Regions from separate parts of the Homo sapiens genome. Here region 1 is linked to region 2. The links are chromatin contacts, found by Hi-C or POLR2A ChIA-PET in ENCODE. All regions are on one chromosome and are shown on one strand. The core of a region is the stretch at or near the end of the contact, and the rest is flanking DNA. Distances in the headings are between cores, read along the strand shown.

Region 1 (4,148 bases), core at 1,619-4,118, 99 kb after region 2:
AAAGGCTTTTAAGGCTAAGTCAGGCATAGTAATAGTTTACAAGACTAAATTCCTTGGCAAGGAAAATGACATCTGTAGAAAGACGGGAATTTTTTTAAATCTTTTTTTTTAAATGAGTTACTGCAGATGGGGCTGGTGATTTTCCTTGGCATTGAATTTTATGTCACACAAAGCCGTGTGCTCTTCTAAAAACATTGCCACAATTTGTTGACTCTTTGTCAAAAGTTTTGACAGTTTGTTGGCATATGATATATTCCTGCACCTGCCTGGATGAACTTAAAATTTTGTGTATTTAAAAGAAATATTTATAAATACTTCAGCATTTAACATGGATTCAAGAGTACTTAGGGATTATTTAGAGCATCTAAATTTTGAAATCCAATCCTAGGTCTTTTGGGGGGTGGTTAACTTAGTGGCAGTCATATTAAGGAATAAGAGGACACTTCCAAATAGCTGAGTGTTTTTTCCCCCGGTGAGTCTTTAGTCCCATCAACTTTTTTTTCATAATAAGCATGTAAGATTTTTTGAGTTGCTCACTATTTTTAAATGAGGTGTTTACTTTGTCCTTTAAAAGCAAAGTTTGAGACCTGTTCTATGGATACCCCTTTTAAGAATACTCTCTCTCATACTGTCCATTTCTTTTTGGCTAGATGAAATGAGTTTTTGTGGTTGTCGTTTTAATCAAGACATAAAATCATTGAACAATCCACAAGTGTTGGCTCTAACATTTGGGCATCCTGTGATTTTTTTTTCAGAAAGAATAATCCGTAACTTTCCCTTAGCTGGGGATTAAGGACAGTCATGCCAAATGTTGAATAAGAGTTTCATACATGGACATGTAATTGACTGCAGTGTTGATGCCATCCTACTTCTGGTATTTAAGTAGTTTAAGTATATTAAAACACAACTGTTACTCAGTGTTGTTAGTCTTTTCACTTCATTAATGATAGGATTTCTGAGGGAAAGTGTGGCATAATAAAGTTGGAATGGGTTCCACTTCTTCCTGATGCTTGCTAGCTGCGTCTCTTTATAAAAGTCACTTGTCCTATCTGAATCATCAAATACAGATCTCTCAAGAATGGCTATGAGGATCAATTGAAATAATACATGAATCAGTAATAAATTGTTATTCTTGTTAGCCAGGAAGAAGGGGCATGTGTAATCTATTGGCCATTTCAGAATGAAGCTGTATAATGCAGCCGTGTGGCAAAAGGAGATCTGTGAATGAAAATGGGGCAGTTGGAGAAAATGGGTTCAGCTATGAAGAGTAAGTATTCTGCATTGGTCTTCCCATCATTGTCCATCACTCTTTTCCTGCTCTAATTAAAAGGAAAATTATATCCAAGGAAGAGTGAGTAGATATAGTGGTCCACACATCCCTTTGAGTAACAGCATTTCTGACAGAGTGCTGAAAGCTGTGGCTGTCTTTAAGACTATTAGGAAGACTGAATTTCCTGAAATTGATCTCCAGAATGATTTTGTGTGGCCGGAAATGTTCATTGAACAGAGACGTGAGAGGAGACATGAATAAACAAAGTATGCATTTCTATTTTAAAATAGATGTGAAGTTAGGAAGAAGAAATGAGAATTGGCTCTCAGCTAAAGGCTTTGGAGTTGAAGGAACTGCATTTTGTCTTACTCTGAATTTCATAGACCATGAAACTGAGTTTCTGAGAGAAACTGACTTGGAGGGTGAGTTCGCACCCTCGTTTGTTGAGTTCCTGTCGCTGCAGCTTAATTTGCCTTCGCACCTTCCTTTCACGCTCACAAGTGTCTGGTTTAGACAATACGTTACACGACCACCAACAGTAGCAGCAGCAGCAGCAGCAGCAGGGCTAAGACTGCTCTCCAGATCCACTTCTCCCACTACTTTACTGTTGTTTTTTCCTTAAGTGTGCTGTAACTTATTCTGTTTCTCAAATAGGAATTTGAAATTGTTTTTTAAAAAATAATCTTGAATACAAAAAAATTAGCCAGGCATGGTGGTATGTGCCTGTAATCTCAGCTACTTGGGAGGCTGAGGCAGGAGAAGTGCTTGAACCCGGGAGGCTGACATTGCAGTGAACCGAGATCGCACCACTGCACTCCAGCCTGGGCAACAAGAGCGAAAACTCTGTCTCAAATAATAATAATAATAATAATTTTGAGATTTTTTTAAAACATAATTTTGAAATTATTTTGCCCATGTGGGTGCTGACACAATCAGAGATGTTTGTTTAAACTTTAAGAGGAACATGAAAGATATCAGAAACACTAAGAGAGTTAGGGCAAGACATTAATGGGAAGAGATTTTTGGGCAAACTTGGTCAAATAACATACTTGATATTTATTTGGTCAGGAAATAAGTAAGTACCTATGTGTCTTCCATCCTATATGAGAGGTTACCAGTGCATGTTTTATTGCATTCTTTTTATATCTCTTTTTGTCAAATAAGCAAATAATTATTGATCACTTTATAAATGTAAGGCATTTTGAAATTATTAAAGAAGTGGCAGTGGATGATTCTCTAGGAAACACCAACAGCTTTAAGAGTTATAGTCGCCATTTTCTTAACCTATGAGTTTTCATTTAATCTGGGAGAGTCATGTTAAACTAATGGTGAACATCCCCCAACATGAATTTCACTTGCACTCTTGACAGTTCAAGATGGCTTTGGGATCAGATATCAGTCACCTGAAAGATATTTGGAATATTTGGGTAAGTTGGTGGCTGGGTGGAGGCAAAGGAAGGAGGAAGGAGAGAATTTCCCAGTACTACTCAAATCACAACATCTAGTTCATTTCCTACATAAGCCCAGATCACGCAGGCAGCACTGCCTGTGGAAGGAAGAAAGAGCCTTGTGTGCTCACTACACAGGCCTGAGGTGCCATGTGACCTTATCTTTGAGCGGTCAGAAGCACGTCAGAAAGGCTTCCACCATGGCTGGTGAATAAGAGCGCTATAAAACCTGAGAACACAAGACCTAATGACTTAATGGTTTTGGCTCTGCCTTGATTTGCAGGGGCCTGTCTTCTTACATAGTCCATGAGCTGTTTCCAACCTGCACTTGATTCCCTTAGTGGGGGGAGAAACAGATGCGCAGTTGGCAAACTGGGAGTCTAATCCAAACATCTAAACAGCACTGCTTGGAGGAATTCAGGATGGTGTCCAAGAGTAGGAAAGGAAATGTATTTGAGAACAGGGACTCCTAAAGCTTACTTTTGTCCTCTGCAACCCCCCCCCCCCACCCCCACCCCCTCTTATACTGTCTTTGGCATAGCTTAGTCATTAATAGCAGTCATTAGTGGTGAATGACCTGGAAGAAGCAGAAAGTGGGGGTGGGTCGTATGTGGTGAAGATTTTTGGCAGCTAATAAGGAGGCTTTCTGAAGTTGCTTCCCCAGTTGGATGGGATGGAAACTTTTATGAGCTTGAGTCACATTCATACAGATAGGGTTTTGTAACTTAGCATTGTGCAAGTTATCTGGAGCTAGAAACCTCTGGGAATTAGATGTCTTTCAATTTCCAGGGTGTAATGTATATAAAAGCCTCCTTAGACATGATCTTTCCTCCAAAAAATACCTTTTCCCAAGGATGTCTTGGGAAATTTTATCCCATGTTTACTGAAATGTTTAACTTCTTATCAGTTGAACCAAGGGTTAGTTTGTATATAAGACACTCAACTGAAAAACCACAGGGCTAGAACTACCCAAGTCCAAAGAGTTTCCCAGGAGGGCAACTTCCGGATCCAGACATCAGGCTTCTAAAATCATTTAAAGTTGACATAAAGTGATCCTACTCACAGGTTATAAACAACTTTTTACTTTTAGGCCGTAACAATTAGAAACTGTTTATTTTAGTTTTGTAAGTGGATCCATTCAATAGGTTCCACACAGGGCATCTATCCCAATCTCGGCCATCACTCAGACCTCCTTCTTTCTCCTCTCTGCCCAGCCATATCTCCCAAATTCATCACGACTCCCAACCCCCACCACACACACTCTGAAGATGGCCAGATTTACCAAGTGAAAATACAGAACACCTTGTTAAATTTGAATTTCAGGTTAAAAAACCCAAAAATCCTTTCTTTTAGCATTGCTACATTCTATGCAATATTTGAAGCATATTTATACTAAAATATTATGTATTGTTTATGTAAAAATTAAATTT
Region 2 (3,692 bases), core at 976-3,475:
AGAACCTAGTCACATGACCACACATAAATGAAAGGTAGGCTGGAAAATAGAGTCTAGCTCAATGCCCAGAAAATTAAAAAAAAAAATTGGTTTTAGTGAACTGTCAGCAGTCTTTGCCACATTGCTGTATGCCTAAACCTCACCTTCTATTAAACCATTCTGTGAATTCCTGTTCAGATTTAGTTCCCTTGTGGAGGGTGATTTGTATCAATTTTTAAATGGGTGTATTCATCCCTATTGAAAGTTAACATACTTGCTTTTTTTTTTGCTAGATGTCTTTAGAATTCTGCAAATAAATGGTTCAATATTGCTGTTTAATAATCGAACACAGAACAAGAGCTGTAAAGTTTTATCTCTATGTCTTGCTTGATTTATTCCTCACCATGGACAACATACATCTTTTTAAAAATTTATTTTAGTTTGAGTTCTGGGATACATGTGGAGAATGTGCAGGTTTGTTACATAGGTATACAGGTGCCATGGTGGTTTGCTGCACCTATCAACCCATCATCTAGGTTTTAAGCCCTGCATGCGTTACGTATTTGTCCTAATGCTCTCCCTCCCCTTACCCTACCACCCCCGACAGGCCGCAGTGTGTGATGTTCCCCTCCCTGTTTCCATGTGTTCTCATTTTTCAACTCCCACTCATGAATGAGAACATGCGGTGGCTTCTAGCTTCATCTATGTCCCTGCAAAGGACATGAACTCATTCTTTTTTATGGTTGCATAGTATTGCTTGGTGTATATGTGCCACAGTTTTTTTTATCCAGTCTATCATTGATGGGCATTTGGATTGGTTCCAAGTCTTTGCTATTGTAAATAGTGTTGCAATAAACATATGGGTGCAAACATACATCATTATACAACATCTCACTTACATAATACTTTTATTAAAATAAGCAAAAAAACAAAAACATCAACAGCCACCACAAAAACCCCTGCCTTACCTTAGAGGTAGTTCTGAGGAGTTAAAGGAAGACAGTTTTTTAAAAATTTATTTTATATATTTTTAAACTTTTAAGTTCAGGGATACAAGTGCGGGTTTGTTACATAGGTAAGCTTATGTAATGGGGATTTGTTGTACAGATTATTTCATCACTCAGGCATTAAGCCTAGGACCCATGAGTTATTTTTCCTGATCCTCTCCCTCCCCGCAAACTCCACCCTCCAAAAGGTCCCAGTGTGTGTTGTTCCCTTCTATGTGTCCATGTGTTCTCATCACTTAGCTCCCATTTCTAAGTGACAGTATGCGGTATTTGATTTTCTGTTCCTGTGTTAGTTTGCTAAGGATAAGAGAGTTAATTACATATATTTTTAAAAACTGAATGAAAGATTACTGGAGAAATAACTTATGTTTCATGAGAGGAATACATTTATATAATTATGGAAATATGATTTTGCCTACCATTAACAAATCAACATTAGAAAATGTTTTAACCCCCCAGCATGCGACCTCATCACTAAATTTAAAATATGAAATTTGATCATGACATAGGTATGAGTACTAGACCAGATTATGATACCTTTTTAAAGAGGTACAAAGGGAATCCTGGACTGAGGGAGTCATTTGAGTATAATTTTAATTTAAAATGCCCCAGGAAACAGTAAGTATTCTTTGTCTAGATTTCTATATGGCTCATTTCTGCACTTTATTTTCTGCTCATATCTTTTTTTTTGGCAAGGCTTCTACAACTACCCTATCAAATATAGCCTCCCCCATTACTCTCTACTCACCTTACTAGCTTTATTTTTATTTTTATAGCACTTTTGCTAGCTTGCATTATATTATATATTCACTTGCTCGTTTGTTATTGTCTTTATTCATCACTAGAATATAAGCTCAAGGAGGGCAGAAACTTGATCTGTGTCCCCAGCAACCTTGAACAAACAGTACCTGAATTAGACTAGATGCCCAATAGACTTTGGTTAAATAAATGACTTGCTTGTTTCACATAGATGCAAGATTACTTAATGGCCACAATGGAGGCAATGGACATTGGTTATGACCCATAAGTGCTATTCTGGGTGGTTGCATGCCCAGAGCCATTGTAAACCTGTGCCAGTTAAGCTTTTGCCGCTGAAATGACTGCCCGAAACTTAGTGGCTCAAAGCAACAATATTTACTCAGCTTATGACTCTGTAGGTCTGCAGTTTTGGCTGGGATTTAAGCTGGGTGGTTCTTTTCACCTTGGCTAGGCTCACTCATGCGTCTGTCGTCAGGTTTGAGTCAGCTAGGTGGCTCTGCTTCCAGAGTTGGCTGACTGTCACCTGTGGTGATGGGGCTGACTAAGCCATGTGTCTCTCATCATGTAGCAAGCCAGACCAAGCTCCACATTGCACATGCTCAGTATTTCAGAGTTAGAGCAGAAAGTGGAAAGCTTTTTGAGGCATATGTTCGAAACAGGTACAATGAACTTCTGATGCAATCTATTGGCTGGAGCATGCCATAATGGCAGCCTAGATTCAAGTGATAGAGAAATAGATTTCACCTTTAAAAGGATGGAGCAGCAAAGTCTGATTTTAAGAAAATGAATCTGGGCAATGGGAGAGTTTGTGGCCACTTTTGAAATCTATCACCAAGCCTTTATTGTTTTGCCCTGAAGGACCTCCTGATCCTGTACAGATTCCTTTTCTACTAAAACATGATAAAATCAAGGCAACTAAATGTAGAAAGCTCAAATGCATATCTAGGAGCAACATCCTCATCTGCATAAAAAGGCCTTTTCTGTGAGGGAGGACTGATTGTTCGCCATCTAATAGCCATTTCGTTTTCCTTCTCCCCCACAATATTAATTATATTCTACTCTGCATGCATCTCTGCTCAGCTATCTACCTTACCTCTCAATAAAAAGAGATAGCGTTTCAAAATAAATAGCCTGATACACTGTAAAGATGCTGCAGGTACTTAGAAACAATATTTTCTAAATATTTATAAGCTATATTTCAAAATCTGTTACATTCAGTGAATTATGTAAATAAATATCAGACCTGCAAGTCACCATCCCACAGCTCCAGTGCAGCAAGTCCAATTACTCATCTATAAACAGACAAGTCATCATTTAAACTCTGTCCTCTGACTTAGAGCTCTGTCTTTGGATTCTATCCAGCTAAACAAATCTAAAGTGTGAAACTTGTTTTTTCTTACTAAAAGAAATAAGAAGAATGTATTTATTATGAGGGAGAATGACAGTGTTTATTTTATTTGCTTTTGAATTGCTTTAAGACATAAGAAAAATCCTCTGTGTAAACTGGTTCCAATCTCAATTGGAATAGGGTAAAGGGACATGCGGGTGGGAACAGGAGGTGAGAAAAGGAAAGAGGAAACAGAGAGCACATTTGCAGAGAGCTTGAGCTTAATTTTCTTGAAATGCTCCAGGCTTGCAGAGCTGCAGGCTGGAAAGACAGGTCAGCCAGATGTCAACACTTAGGTCACAGTTCTGGAACAATGTTCTGATTCCCTTACATGGTTGCAGGATATGAGGATGAGAGGGAAGCAGGAAAACCCCCAAGTAATTCACATTATGTGTCCTTGTAGACCATCCACACTCTCTGCCCTCTCTCTGTCCTGGCAATGCTCATCTCCCAAGAGACCAGATCCAGATCTAGGAAGAGAGGTAAGAAGTCTGCACTAAAAGCCTGGACATAGTAAAGTTCATAGATGGAGTTTAGGCACTAGGCTATGAAGGTTTTGG

The links. A loop is a pair of places that touch in the nucleus more often than their neighbours do. ChIA-PET counts read pairs that join two places held with the same protein, here RNA polymerase II (POLR2A). Pooled maps may share reads with other maps.
Region 1: a loop to region 2 is called in a pooled map, with 2.0 times the contacts of the local background. The contact joins two enhancer-like sites. A Hi-C loop is called at or near these places in 1 of 168 maps with a recorded cell type or tissue (IMR-90) and 1 of 50 pooled maps. POLR2A ChIA-PET finds 5 or more read pairs at or near these places in 1 of 52 experiments (MCF 10A).

Annotation. Positions count from the first base shown.
Region 1 is chr2:66,886,008-66,890,155 of GRCh38, forward strand. No RefSeq gene overlaps it. Among named protein-coding and RNA genes, the nearest start is that of LINC01799, 16 kb to the right of the region's middle. Within about 2 kb of position 2,869, at least 7 of the 41 ENCODE cell types and tissues checked have a DNase peak (open chromatin) inside an H3K27ac peak, as active enhancers do.
Region 2 is chr2:66,787,691-66,791,382 of GRCh38, forward strand. No RefSeq gene overlaps it. Among named protein-coding and RNA genes, the nearest start is that of LINC01797, 86 kb to the left of the region's middle. Within about 2 kb of position 2,226, at least 3 of the 41 ENCODE cell types and tissues checked have a DNase peak (open chromatin) inside an H3K27ac peak, as active enhancers do.